Linked DNA regions of Homo sapiens: region 2 is linked to region 1. A link is a loop called in an ENCODE intact Hi-C map of the cell type or tissue named here. Cell type or tissue: dorsolateral prefrontal cortex. All regions are shown on one strand. Each heading gives the region's core, and the rest is flanking DNA. Links, peaks and the distances in the headings are about the cores only.

Evidence for each region. Peaks named below come from ENCODE experiments on the same cell type or tissue, not always from the same donor. Only the 100,000 strongest peaks of a DNase experiment are listed, where the experiment ranks them.
Region 2: a loop joins it to region 1, with 3 times the contacts of the local background. A loop is called at or near these places in 6 of 110 quality-filtered maps.

The regions. Positions count from the first base shown.
Region 1 is chr5:11,490,898-11,498,432 of GRCh38, reverse strand. All of the region lies in intron 3 of CTNND2 (catenin delta 2), which reads left to right. Among named protein-coding and RNA genes, the nearest start is that of CTNND2, 410 kb to the left of the region's middle. In dorsolateral prefrontal cortex, for the core only: CTCF peaks have their summits at 3,706 and 3,907 (motif pointing right); no DNase peak of the experiment used is centred there; H3K27ac peaks cover 1,417 bases.
Region 2 is chr5:10,852,843-10,860,377 of GRCh38, reverse strand. No RefSeq gene overlaps it. Among named protein-coding and RNA genes, the nearest start is that of CTD-2154B17.1, 70 kb to the right of the region's middle. In dorsolateral prefrontal cortex, for the core only: CTCF peaks have their summits at 2,979 and 3,182 (motif pointing left); DNase peaks (open chromatin) are centred at 2,746 and 3,147; H3K4me3 peaks cover 1,097 bases; H3K27ac peaks cover 1,124 bases.

The sequences.
Region 1 (7,535 bases), core at 1,500-5,499:
TCATTCAATTAAAAGGTCATGGCCTAACAAGCCATCTTTTAGTAGTGTTAGAGTTCATGATCAAGGTTCCCATGCTGCACTGACTCCTAATCATCATTTTCCTGTTGTTTTGTCGAACTTGGTGATGAGCTGGGCAGAGTTGATATGTGTGTGTGCTTGTTTGCAAATGCATATGTGTATGTGTGTTTGAGGGGGTGGGGGAGAGTGATGGCTAGTTTTAATGTTAAAATTTTTCTTTAGTCTGTTATTGTGGCAGTAAAATTGGGCAACAAACCACCCCAAAACTCAGGGGCCTTGAATGCCAGGCACTTATTTGCACACTCACAATCATGCACATTGTGCCTGACCTCCAATTTGCCAGTTCTTGGCTGGGGAGTCCTGATTTCAGGCACTTCATTCACTGGGTTTGACTCTACTTTGCAGACAGGGTTCAGGCCCCTTTGATGTGCAGTTGTTCTGGGCCCAGGGTAAAGGAGCATGTGCTGCCTGGCTAGAAAATCTGATGCCTCATGTCACATCCTCTCACATCCCATTGGCTGAATCACATTACCTGGCAAAGTCCATAGTCAGTGGGACACAAAGCCTATTCCATGGCAGTGGGGTGGGGAGGAGTACAGATTTGCTAAATGATAGTACAGTTCATCACAAAACCATTTCCCTACATCATATAATTATCTTCTTAATTTTTCTTGCCCAATTTATGAGTAATTTCTGACTTATACACACTAGATTCGTGGATGATTCACACACACAAGTCAATGTCTAGAAAATAAGCCTCTTATTTCACCTTTGCCTGTGTCTATTAATTCTCCTCTCTCCACTCCCTTATAGTATCCCCAGCAGATATTTCAGTACTTTAAAAGGCCTCATGTTCTTTTGTGCCTCAGGGCCTTTGCACATATTGCCCCCCCCCACCCCCCCGCACATCATTCTTTGCCTCATGGATGTCAACATATCATTCCTGTCTTAGCTGAAGTGCCACTCTCAAAGTGGTCTTCATGACCACCTAATCTAACATAGCCCCCTCTGTGCTCACAGCTCCCTACTCCTTCCTGCAGCACCCATCATAATTTCTATTTGCATCGTTCTTTATGTGGGTAGATTACATCCACCTTTCACATTAGACCTCAAATATTATTGACTCAGAAGTGACATCTTTGTTTCCATTGATATTGGAAATACCTGGTATGGTATTAAAAAAAAAAAGTAGTCACATGAGTGAATCAATATGATTAGAACCCTGGAGGAAGAACTTCCTCTGTTCAAATGGAATGAATTTCTCACTTTAGAGACACACAGACAGACCACATGAGTCTGAGCCCCAGCTCTAGTGGTTGGTCAGACCTTCATTCTTCCTTCATCAAGGGACCTGGCTTTTCTGAGCTTCTGTTTACTAACCCTGTACTCCCTAACTATGACCAAATTTTTGAGGAGATAATGGATGCACAATACCTAGCCCAGTAATATGCCGATATCAGGCAGTCAAAACTCAGGAACTCAGGAGGGGCTGGCTCTCTTTCTTCTCCCAGGTGTGGGGCCCAGTCCCACTCTCACACCATGTCACCAGTCCTGCTTTATGGCTAGTGTAATCCAAATAGTGTTCTTTGATGTTGAAGAACCTTATAAGCAGAACTTGGAACTAACATATACCACTGTTTCTATGGGAAAATGAATTTGGAATTCAAAACAACTGACTGAGTGTAGGGCTTTAGGAATATAATGCATCAATAGATGCAAGTAGATGCAAAATTTGCCAAATTTGTGGCAAATTCCTTTTACTGACAGTAATGAGGGATTCTTTGCCTCCCTGATTATGTAGAACCTTCCCAACTTCACCATGTACATGTGTAATATTTCATACACACTCCTACCTTAGGGTGGAGGGGGACTCCACAGCCCCAAGTGCATTTTCTGATGGAATGCAATATAACCAGTGCTGCTGCCCTGGACACCCCTATTTTCTGCGTCATGTGCATAAAGAGCAGCTCTAATTGGACTAGTCCTGTGAAGAAATCTTACAATAAAACATTGATGACCTAAATGATCTTTAGGATGGAAGCCAAACATGTTCTCAGTGTGACAGTTCTGAATGGTAGCAGAGCTGCACAGCATGTGCTGACAGGCAGTGAGGTTCCAGCCCTGGCCTGGTGCACCTGAAACCACTCATTCCTGACTGTTCTGAGGTCAAGACACAGGCTTTCAATGGGTTCTACTGTTTGTTCATGCCTTACAACAGCAATAGATGAATGCACTTTAGAAATACCCTTGGCAGAGTATTCATGGTGCTATTTTATCCAGGTAAGGAGAGACAAAAGGGAAGGTAATGGGGGGATTGTGTTCACTTGTATTTAGTGTAGCCCGATTCAGAATAAGCATGTTAAAGGATATCAAGTGAGAAAATATGGAAAAGACCTGAGACAGCATGGGGTGAGGAAAGGAGAAGAATTATAACAACATCATAGCAATGACTTGAGGTACTGCCAGATACACAGGTCCTCTTGTGGGAGAAGCATCTTTCGGGCCACTGGGTTGAGGGGTTGTGAAGAAGTCACTGGGGGGAGTGGGAGCAGAGAGGAGCTGGGAAATTGGGCCTAGGTGTCCTCACCCTCCTCAGATGTCAGCAAGAGCTGCTGGAGTCAGAACTTCGGTGATTTTCTGTTGCAAAAGTCACTTAAGAGCTGAACTTCAAGCCTTGTTCTGCCAGAGGCAGGAGAGAGGGAGTGGTGGGAATGCAGAAGTTCAAGAGAAAGAAGAGTCGTTGATGGAAGCCCTGCACTGCCTCCTGGAATGTGAAGATGCCCAGAATAAGCCAAGAGTCCAAAGTCCCCATATGCAGATCTCAAGGGGAAGTGATGGTCTCAGCTTGTATCTGGACTCAAGGGCAGTTCAAGGTTGACGCCAGTACAAAAACTGGATTAAATCTCAGTTGACTTGAGTCCTTTAGAATTAGCCTGTGGCTCACATAGTTAGCTTTGATTCTTTTAGGCTACAGGTGCATTTTGGAAACTGCAAGTTTTTGGTTTTTAGGTTATTAATTTGAATAAATAATTATTTTAAAGGGGATAGAAGAAATACTGTAAATATCAGCAATGCTACTAAATATTCCTCAAGATGAGGTTTTAAAGTGAAGTATTTGGCATTTAGTAAATGATTACTAATCTTTCTATTCATTCCACATATTTCGATAATTAATAAAGGTGACCATTTGACTGAAAAAAGACTTCCAATTTCAAGTCAGAGTCAGTTAAATACAGTTGTTAAAAATCATGAAGCACACTCTTAGTGTAATTATTTATCAGATGACAACTAAAGTAGCCACACTGTGGCAAAATGATTTCGTAAGGGGCTTCTGCTCTTTAAACACTAAGGCAAATTGATTCCTTAGGAAGGAAAGCAATTTTAAAGAACTTGTAAGTCAAGCAGTGAGGAGAAAGTTGACCCCTCCTATATCTAGAGAATGGCATTGGTGAAAGGATATTCACAGATATGAGAAATAATTAATGATGAAATGAAAGATTTGAGTCTGAATGGAATACTGAGAACAGAAAGTATAAGTGATCTTTCGTGGTCTTTTGTTCAATACAATAAAAATTACTTTTTTATTGACTCAATTGGTATCAGAGGCATAGCATTAATATGGCTGACCTCAATAAAGCATGGAACATTTCTCCATTTCTGAAGTGGATCTTTCTACTGCCATACTAACATTTGGAAAAACCACTTCATATCAATTATTCTTTTCTGAAACCTATCAGAAGTATTGGGAGCCATCCAAATAAGAAATACTGACATAATGGAATTGCTTATTATTCTCATATTTTCACAGTCCTTTCATCAAGCATTTCTCATTTTTATTGCAAATTTTCAGAAATGAGCGAATGCTTCAGGGGAGTTCAACCAAAAGGTGGCAGCACCTCTTTGAAAATTATTTGTATTTATTTTATTTCAAATTTTTTTTTCTTTCAAATACCACTCACACACGTTTGGTACTTGAGCCATATTATAATAGGTATTTACAGATGAGAAATCACTCTCTTTTTTTGTAAACAGACGAATGCAGTAAGTGATTGGTAAAACTGAACTTCAAAAAATGTCTGTTACCAATGAAAATTGTCCTTCTCTTTGGCCATGTGAGACCAAAAGGTCCATCATGTTTGATTATATAACAACAAATTGACCCTATCATCAGAGTGAGAAAATGTTCATGAAGTTCACTTAATCTATTAGCAGTGATTGTAATAATTATTCACTAGAAGGTTTAGAAACCTGCTAATCAGGATATTGTGACAACTACTATATTCTTAAGGACCACAAATAGATCTTTTGTTCCTGAGGGATAGATATTGAATTAACAGTCCTTTAAATTTCAATAATTTTCCTTATACCCAAATTCTACCATTTTTTAATAAAAAGATTTTTTAATCACTGTAATATTTGACATCTCTTTAATGTTATGTATCTAAAAATTTATATTTAAGTATTAATTCATAATTCTAAATTATCGCAGCTACAAATCTACAATAATAGTAAATTAACCTTTTTCATATCCTTAACCTTTTTCCTATGTTGAAAATATTTATAGAGAAAATTAGTAAAGCCAAATTCAAAATTTTTCTTAAAAGAATAGCATGTTCTTCTGAAATAAGACATTAAGTAAAACCTCATTGATTCTGATAAAATGAAGTCTGAAGGTTAGAATTCTGCTAAATGGAATTTAACTATTGTTGAATACTGACAGTTAACTGAAATTAATCTAAGTAAGGCAACAGCTCTTGTCAAAGTCTTGCATTGATATATAAATCACAGCCCAGTATACATGACTTCTAGACAATTATATATCTCCATTAAAGCAGCAATATTGTGCTTGCCTGTGTTTTGCTCAGATGTATAGATAAGAAGATGCCATTCTTTATAAGATTACAATACATTTAAACATTAAGTTAATTCAATGGCAGAAGTGTACAGCTCTAAGGAACCTTCAGGATCAATGATTTTCACGTCTGCTTTGATGGAGAATTCCTAGTGAAATCTTTCTCAGAAGTGCAGCCTATAGTTTAACCCAAGAGATGGAGTTTTAGTTGCTTGAAGTTGTGGAGCCTGAAATCTCAGTTCCTTCCCCTGTACCTCAGTTATCCCTGATACTTCAAACTCAGGGATTCTGCAGGTGAGACTGAAAGGTACTGATGGAATCATAACCCCATCCCTTTGCTTTCCACACAGCAGGCCAGGATGTGGTCATTTAAGCAAGGCCACGCAGGTCACTCATTCAAACCCAGTAACTGTAAGAATAATTGCATGAATAAAGATTAATTATTATTATTTTGAGACAGAGTCTCACTCCGTCATCCAGGCTGGAGTGTAATGGCAGGATCTGGGCTCACTGCAGCTCTGTCATCCAGGCTGGAGTGTAGTGGCGCAATCTTCCCTCTGCTTCCCAGGTTCAAGCAATTCTCCTGCCTCAGCCTCCTGAGTATCTGGGATTACAGGCACCCACAACCCTACCTAGCTAATTTTTATATTTTTAAGTAGAGACAGGGTTTCACCATGTTGGCCATACTGGTCTTACTCTCCTAGCCTCAAGTGATCTGCCCCCCTCAGCATCCCAAAGTGCTGGGATTACAGGCGTGAGCCACCACACCCAGCCTTTTCTTAATATTTATATGAAGAATAATTGCATGAATAAATATAGGTATGTATATATCTATTAATGAATATATATTTTTATTAATGATAGATATATCTTTATTAATGAAAGATGTATATACCTCTTAGTGAATAAAGACATATATATCTATTAATATGTATAGAAATTTTTATTTTACTACTTTGTATTAGTTTATTTCTTTTTCATGGAATAATGGCTGATAGGAGAAAGAAAGTCCAGATACACACACATACACACACACACACACACACACACACACACATATATATATATATAGCTGTAGAAAGAGATATCTGAAAATCATTCACAGAAAGCATATATATAGACATATGTACAGATATCTACATATGCATTTTCTGATATTTACACATACTTACAAATATGTGTAAGACACACCCACACTACTGAATAAAACCTTCCTTGTACCAAGACCTCAGGAAATGAAGAATGTTGCCCATCTTGTAAAGGCGAGAACACCAGTCTAAAAGCTCCTTTGCCACAGGGTAGTAACCATGGATTGATGCTTTCACCTTTTCTGAGAACATGCCAGTAAAATGCCGTTTACCTGCCCCATGTGGTAGTTGCAGAGTTCATGTGAAGCCACATGGGCATGTGTGGTTTATTAGCATCATAAAGCGATATATGGGATGTGTGCATGGTAGTATTCTGTGTTATGAGCTTTGAATGCTATACCCGGTTTCCATCTCACACTTAAAGATTACCCAGCAGCTTATTTTATGATTCCTCACATTGCAAAGGTTATGATGATTTTTGACAGCTGTCCTTGTTCTTCTTGAAAATATTTTTGCTAAGCAAGTTTTCATGCATGAAATAGCAGTGTTTTGGTGACAGCAGAGTGTCTAGAGAGAACCAAATGTTCAATGGTAACTAGAATGCGTCACAAGTAGTTGCTGAGTCACTGGATTCTGTCTCAGATATGTTATTTAAAACATTGACTGGGTATCGGCTTAGAAATCAGAATTGTCACTTTAGCATCTCTCCATTTTGGCATCAATAACTGCTTCAAGGGTCCCACTCACCGACGAGGAACCAGAGCACTTGCAAAGAGGAGATGTAACTGTGATGACGGGCATGAGCCTTCAGTCATTCCAGAACTTCCTTTGTAGAAGTAGAATTTGACATTCTGCTCTGCATATGAGATGCTTTGCATTTCTGTCTTCCCAGGAGGCAGGGTGTGGTTAAGATTTTAAACTCTGGAGCCAGACTGCCAGTAGTTGGAATCCCAGCTGTGCCCCTTCCTAGTGCTGGGACCTGGAATAAATTATTTAACTTCTCGACACATGAGTTACTCTTCCATAAAATGGGGATGTTATTAAGAATTGTACCTACCTGTTGGTGTGGATGAGAGGAATGAATGAGATAACACATGGGAAAAAAGAAAGCACTTTGTGTGTGGTACCCAGGAAGCACTATTGAACTGTTTGCACTTCTTAAAATAAATGGGCCATCCCAGTAAACATCCAAAACCCCATCATTTATGGAGACCTCCCCAAAAGAGCCTGGAGGTGGACATGTGTCACTGGGAAAGCAACTGGAACCAGGACAGGAGGATACTAGGTGGTAATAATAATCCGTGTCATAACTGGTATCATGGAATTTTGAAAGCTTCAGACTTTCTAAAACTTCACTCTGTGTTTTCAAAAATCTGGAAGCAGATGGTCACATTCATCTTGCTTTTTGATTTCTTCATTATGGTTACAGTTCCCCTCCTAAACAGTCTCGTGATTTTATTTGTTTCTTATTTTTAATTTTATTTTTTGAGACAAGGTCTCGCTCTGTGACCCAGGCTAGACTGTGGTGGTGTAATCACGTCTCGCTGTAGCCTCAACCTCCTGAGCTCAAGTGATCC
Region 2 (7,535 bases), core at 1,624-5,623, 640 kb after region 1:
TTTGGCCAGCTTACACTTCTGCAAGGGGAGCCGGGTGAGGACACGGCCTTTGTTCCTCTTGCCCTTCCACCTTGCAACACGGGACACTCAACGAGAAGTCCATCACCAGACACCAGATGCAGGCACGTTCATCTTGGACTCCCCAGCCTCCAGAACGGTGAGAAATACATTTCTATTCTTTATACATTACCTAGTCCCCGTTATTTTGTTCTTGCAGCACACACGAGTGGACTAAAATAGCTGTGTTCCAACACAACTTTACTCACAAAAACAGGCAGTGTTCTGCATTCGACCTATGGGCCAAAAGTCGCTGACCTCGGCTCCAGGACATTCCTCTAACTCATTTACACTGGTGTTGATTCAGGGCACTGAAGATAATGCGGATTTGTTCTACGTGCTCTGACTAACCCGTAATAAAAGTCTTATTTGAGTTGGTGGCGGTAGAGCCGGCCCTGGGGCCGTGGGTCAGAGCAAGCTTAAACACAAACTGCTTTCATCCTGGTGAGCTGCCCATACAACTCCCCATTTTAAATCTTGCCCTGGGCACTCCATTATATATCAGATATAATTAGTATAGTGAAAACATTATCAGAAATCCGCTACATCTTAGTTTTGGTGATTTTAGCCTTATTCAAGCCAATCCAAAGCAACCGTGAAACTTTGGAACCTTGTGAAAATATCAGCTCACGGCTCCACTAAAGGCACATGCAACAGCATAGGCTGGCAGTTAGCCAACAGTGACCCACAGATCAAATCTGGCCTGTTTTTGTAAATAAAGCTTTATTGAAACCCAGCACGTTCATTCATTCACACAGTGCCCATTCCTGCTTGTATACTACATTGGCAGAGTTGGATAGCTGCAGCAGAGACCATATGGCCAGCAAAACCCAAAATATTTACTCTCTGGCCCTTTGCAGAAGCAGCTTGCTGAAGCCAGGCCTAGGCAATTGTCAGGCTGGGAGCCAGTCTTGCCAGCAATGCCAGCCCCGCTGTCCGTGCCCACCACCCTGGGATCCCAGTCTGCAGACCCCTCATAGTCATTCATGTGGGAAACCACGGCCAGCCCCTCAATTCTCTTCCTCAAAGAGTCAACTACCCATGCATCCAACCCTCAGAGAGAGCCCACCAGGTGTCCCCAGAGGACCCCACTAAATAAAACTTTCCTTCTTGTGCTACTCGGCACTGTGTATGCATCTGGGCATTTTCTGGAATATTGTTTGCTCGCTATAAGAGCAGCAATGCATGACTGGGGACCTATTGAGACGCACAAAGATGAAAAGTTCCTCTCCAGAGAGGCTATGGAGGAATTAGACTCCTGTTGCTTACACTACGGCAGGGGATGCGCGTGGCATGCTGACATGTGTTTTCTGTGCGGCTCAAGTGAGTCTCGGCACCTCCAGGGTTTAGTGAGATGGCCCATCTGGGGTCTCTCTGCCTGAAAAATGGAAAAGCTCTAGAAAAAGCACTCCCACTCACAGAAGAGAGGCCAGGGAGCAAAAGTAGGGTTTATGGGTCAGGACGAAAGGGAAGCATGATTTTGTGTGAAGATGGTCTCTGTAATTCGGTGTCCTTTAACACAGCCCCCTGTGGACTCATACCTGAGTCCTGGCTGGAGGACTGCAGCAAAAGACAGGTGAAATAGAAATGAGCTGTCTTATCAGAACCTCCATACAACGATGAGAGCATAAGGCAGCAACTCTGAAGGATTTCTGCTGAAAGAGGATGCCAACAACAAGGAAAGAGACAGCCTGCTTAGAGAAGATATTTCCATTGTATAAAACGAGGGATTCACGTCTAGAATAAACAGAGCATCTAAAATTAATAAATCTTTTACAAAAAGTTAGTAGATGGTTTGCAAAAGGGGAAGTGCCAACACCCAACATGCAGAGATGCTAAAAGTCACTAGCAATGAACAGAAAAATATCAGAACGAAAAATTAACATCAGAACAGCACACAGGGGAAGGCAGGCCCCTCCCTGCCGCAGGAGAGGATGTGGGGGAACTGGACACTTGTGTGCTGTTGTTGGGCTATGAGTGCACCCTGGGAAGCAATCTGCAGGACTCTGGGAAGCTAAGTTTGCACACACCCATCACTCAGACCCACTCCCAGGGGCCATGTGGAGATTCTGAGACATGAGTCCAAGGGTCCATGCACAAGGATGCCCATTGAGGATGTAGAGGAAGAGGCCACCTAAGTGGTCGTCACTAGAGAAGTGGCTGCATAGGATGTGGTAGCACCCTCTGGAATACATATGGGTAGGAAGAGGCAGCGGGCTGGATGAATGGATCGTGCCAGGGATAGAGCCCAGACAGACGGTGCTTAAGGGAAGAGTGTGGGTGCCCAGGATATCATTCCAGTAGGCATCCACAGTCCATGGGGGGCTGTGTTAAGCACACACGGGCACAAGTGCACACACACAAGTCTACACATTCTACACAGATCCCATCTTCATGCAAGTCCCCAGAGACACAGTCTGAGATGGGATTTGGGTGTGTGTGATGCGCTAAGGGAAGCTTCCAGGAGAACGGAGGTAAGGGAGGGACCCAGAATAGTGCGAGGCTGCAGCTCAGCGAGAACAAGGGTTTGGAGAAAGTCTAGAAAGATCCCCTGGAGCTCTGACGCATCCCAGCTTGGACTTCGCCTTGAGGTAAGGGGACTGGCCTTTTGTCCCCTCTATCAGACAAGCACTGGCTTGGGGACTCCCCCGCACCCAGCGGTGTGCAAAGTCTCAGCCTGGCAGCTCCCTTCAGCAAGAGCGGCCGTCACCATCCCCAGCCCCCGCAGCTGTGAGCTGTCTGCAGCCAACGCTCAGGGCTGCAGAGTGTCAGGTTCACCACCTGGCAAGGGGGTCCAGGTGGGGCTCCATTCCCATCTCCCGCAGGTACAAACACTTGTTGAATATGTTCGAGTAGGTACCAATGGAGGATGGGGACATGGAGAGGGGGCTGCAAGGAAGGACAAAACTACAGAAAAGGTAGCGGTAGCAGCATCTCAGAGGGCTAATGGGGATGTGCCAGGGACAGGAATGCGATTAAGTCGACCCTGAACCTAAGCCCCTCCTTTGTAACTTGTACAAAAGAGGAAGGCACACACAGGGACGGACCCCGGAGCTTGCAGCGTGTCCGGGAATCTGATAGAAACGAGGATGGACCCCCGCCCCCTGCTGGCAGGCAGCGCAGCGCACTTTGCAGGCGGCGAAGAGGCAGTGGCTCTGGCACTGGTTTGTTTGTGAACAAAGAATCCAAAGAATTCAAATCCCCTTTCTGCAAAGTAGAGTAACTATAGCCACAAAACAACTGATCACAGAGGTGAATAGAACCACAAAGCAGGGAGAATTCTAAGCTTCCCTCTGTGTCATCGGCAGGGCAAAGGCAGAGGGAGATGAAACACAGGCACAGCGGCTGCGCTGCAGGAGAGGAAGGCTGGAAACAGCAAACCCCAAATTTTCGGGAACCACAAATGAGTCTAGGGCTCTCATACAAAAATAGATTGCTGCACAACAGAGGGAAGAATTCAAATAGAGACGACTCACATGTGTGTGTCAGGGTGGGGCTATCTCAGCTTTTGTGTGGGAAGCCACTGCAGCTGGTGGTGGCTCTGCCTTGCCCAAGTAAAGCAGAAAGCACTCAGCAAGCCTGGGGCCACACATGCACGTGCTCTGGTGCATGTATGCAGGCACACATATGTACATGACTGCATATGCACACATACATGCAGTGACAGGTGCAGGCGCACACATACATGCAGTGACAGGTGCAGGCACACACATGTGAGAATTTTCTTCTCTTAGTCAAGCTTTGCCTCTTCTGCCTAATGGAATGGCTTTTGGGACCCCTCCATCTCAAAAAGATCTCGAGATAAACAATTCCTTAGGCTTCTACCCACAACTGTTCACTCCTAAGAGCTTAGACACAGGCCAGGGGACTGGGCCCAGGAATCCACCTTTGAAAACACCACAACAGATTCTTCATCTCCTACCAACTCCCAACCCTGCACACACACTCCTTACATTCTCTGCCCAGCCTCAAAAATCCCACATGCAAACAAATGTCTGTGGACCTCTGGTGTGCTTGTCCTCTCGGTCACCAGGCCTGCCCCGACCCGACAAGATCCCATTAATCCACAGAGCTTAGGCCAGTAAGTCTCAAAATGCAGCAGCAGCACCTGGGAGCTGATTAGAAATGCCAGTTCTCGGGACCAGACTCTTCTGGAGTTAGGCCCAGGAAGAGGCGTTTAAATAAGCTCTCCACATGCACATTAAAGATTAAGAATCCCTGCCTTAGGCCACACCTTACCCAGCAAAGGAGAGGGCCACTAAGCACATAGGCCCTACCCTCAGGGAGTTCCAATCTGATGGTGATAGGTCAGCTTCGCTAGAGGCCAAACCTGAGCCAGGCCTCGGAGGCACAGAGAGGATGGAGCACTGTACCCACTGGAAGGGAGGGGGTAGCCAGGACCCTCAGCCTGACCCCACAGAGAGCTCAGGAACAAGGAACTGCACCCCATTTGCACAAGGAGAGCAGCCTTTGTCCCATGCCAACCAGTCATTGACTGTGGGCTGCCCACCCCACTAGGGGTGCTGTGAAGCCTCCTGGGTGAGGCAGCTCTTGTTCCACAGGGGAAACTTCTTAAAGAGGACAGCCGTCTGAGCTGTCAGCAGCCCAGACTCACAACAGCTGGGGACACCAGCCCAGGAAAGGGGACCTAGGAGGGGTCCACTCTCTATTTAGCAGCCTCTGGATCCCTGCAATGTCTCAAGCCTTTAGAGTGTCTGAACCTAGGACTGAGTGCAGAGAAATGGGTCATGATTGAGGTTCCTGAGTGTTTCCTAGGGCTGCTGGAACAAAGTCGCACTAAAGAAGCAAACATTTCTGTTTAAAACAAGAGAAACCTATTCTCTGTTAGTTCTGGAGGTCAGAAGTCCAAAGTCAAAGTGTCAGCAGAGCCACACTCCTCCAAAGTCCCCAGGGAAGGATCCTCCCTGCTTCTTCCAGCTCCTGGCAGCTCCCAGCAGTCCCTGGTGTCCCTTGGCCGGTAGATGCCTCACTGCCAGCTCTGCCTCCATCATTGTGTGGCTTTCTCCCTGTGAGTCTGGGTCTCTGTGTGTCCTCTCCTTTTTTTATAAGGACACCAGTCATTAAGTTCAGGCAACACCCTAATCCAGCAAGATCTCATCTTGATCCTTAACTAATCACATCTGCAAAGACCGTTTCCAAACAAGGTCACATTCACTGCCACCAGGGGCTAGAATTTCAACACATCTTTATGGCAGACCATTCAACTCACAGCACTGAGGATGAGTTAGGAGTCCCACAGGGGCCACCACAGCCTAGGCCAACACTGCAGGGAACTCAGTGTTGGTTTATTGACAAGAAGCTACTGAAATAAAACACTGAGGCCAACTTTCAGAGGCTAAAAGAACAATGACCACCTGGGGCCAACTGGCCTTAAAAAAAGGATAGTTAAGCTGGAAGGGACAGTTCCTTCTACTAGCTGCACTTCTCAGTAGCGCTGGTGGAGTTTGGCTCCACAAAGGTGTCAAGCAACCTGCAAACCCCACAGCAATGGCCATCCCACATGGGGAGCAAGACTGGAGGCGCTTCTGTGGTTGGAGGAGTAGCTGTGGCTCACTGAGCCAGATCCTGTTGTGAAATAGTACCAAGTGGCTTTCCTTCTCTGGAACTCTTTTCCTTGTCTCTGCCCTGCAGTGCTTCCTCCACTAAAGCAAAACCGCAAGTCTGAGGCCTGTGGCAGCAGGGAAGAGCTGACCCAATGAGGAAGCCAGTACATGTATTTAAACTCTGGAACTTGGACCTTTGGAGTGAATTTCTGGCAATTGAGACATGGTCTTAATTGGTCTTGGAGGCATGGTCTTAAAGACCATGATTTTCATTTATAAAATCCAGACAGGTGAGAGGAAAAAGATCTTTTGTTGTATTTCAAGAAACATCAAGAGCCAGCCAGGAGGGTCCCAGAGCAAAGAGCTCAACAAACCACGGCACATGGTGAGGACAATAGCCCTCCTGGGTGGGAGCTGCAGATCTCACAGGAGGGAAGCAAGCAAGGTGAGAGGAGGGGGAGGCCTGCACCCTCCCTTGAGATCACACCCAGCAGGTTTGAGGGCTTGAGGGTCCAAGAGCAGAACTGATTTTCCTGAATATCCAGGAGGAAGCTGCCTCCTGAGCCACATATGGTGGTGTATTATATTAGGCAGGCCCTCCAGAGAAACAGATAGGGGATATACACACACAGAGATGACTGACAGATAGATAGATAGATAGATAGATAGATAGATAGATAGATAGATAGATAGATAGATAGATAGATAATACAGTATTGACTCATTCAATCGTGGAGACTGAGAAGTCCCATTATATGCCACCTACAGCTAGAGACCCAGGAGTCAATGGTATAGGTCAAGGCCTGAGAAGCGCAGAGCTGGTGCTGTGATTTCCATTTCAAGTCTGAAGGCTGAGAACCACGAGTGCTGAGGATGGAAGATCAAAGTCCCAGTTCAAGCAGTCAGAAGAAGACACAGAGAAAGAACCCTCCCTTCCTCTACCTTTTTATTCTACTCAGGCCTGCAACAGATTGGGTGGCCTGCACCCACATTGGAGAGGGCCATCTGCTTGACTCAGTCCACCAATTCAGATGCTAATCTCTTCCGGAAACACCCTCACAGACTGTGGAGAAAGAATGTTTGGTGAGATATCTGGACGTCCCTTGGCCCAATCAAGTTGCCACATAAAATTAACCATCACAGTTGGTTCCTATAATGCAGAAATGGGAGCAGAGATGATTCAGGCAGACAGGATGCCGAGAGGACCCATCCTCCCAACACCCTCACTCCTGCAGGATGTGGAAACCCAGAAGTCCCCAAACGTTGGATTCGAATGCCAAAGGGAGCTGAGAATTGAGGGCTGGTGTGCCTGGTAGGGAGGTGACCATGATGTAAGGCCAGGGACTATGTGGGCAGCCCAAACTAGGAACTAGACAAAGTCATGGCTGAATCTGCAGAAGCTGAGCTAAGAACTGGGTGGGGACAGAGCCAACAAGGATGAGTGCCCAGCTCTCCTGGACCAATTACAGCCTGTTGCCCACTGGCCCGAGGTCAACTCCCAGACCAGACATTTGCCTCCTTGCCATGTTTGCTAGAACACAGATCACCTTAGGGAAAAAGAAAGGAGTAGAGGAACTTGGAATCCTAAAGTAATTGAAAGATACAGAGCTTTAAACCAGGACTGACAGAATTGCCTGGAATTGGCAAGATTAAGTTCCCTACCATTAGCAGAAATGAGGGTTTGTGAGCTAAATTAAGCTCAATTATAAAACAATAAAGAAAGTTACATTTCTGCACACCGGAGTTTTATGGTTGTGAAATTTGTACCTACCATACAAGAACTGTAATTGCAGTTCAAGGCAATGTGTGATATATGCCATGTCAATTGTAGTGTTTTATGATTTCAAGAAAAGGAGAAAGCGTGCCTACTGGAGTTTTAGGACCTGCTCTGTTTATAGTTCAGCCTCTCCATCT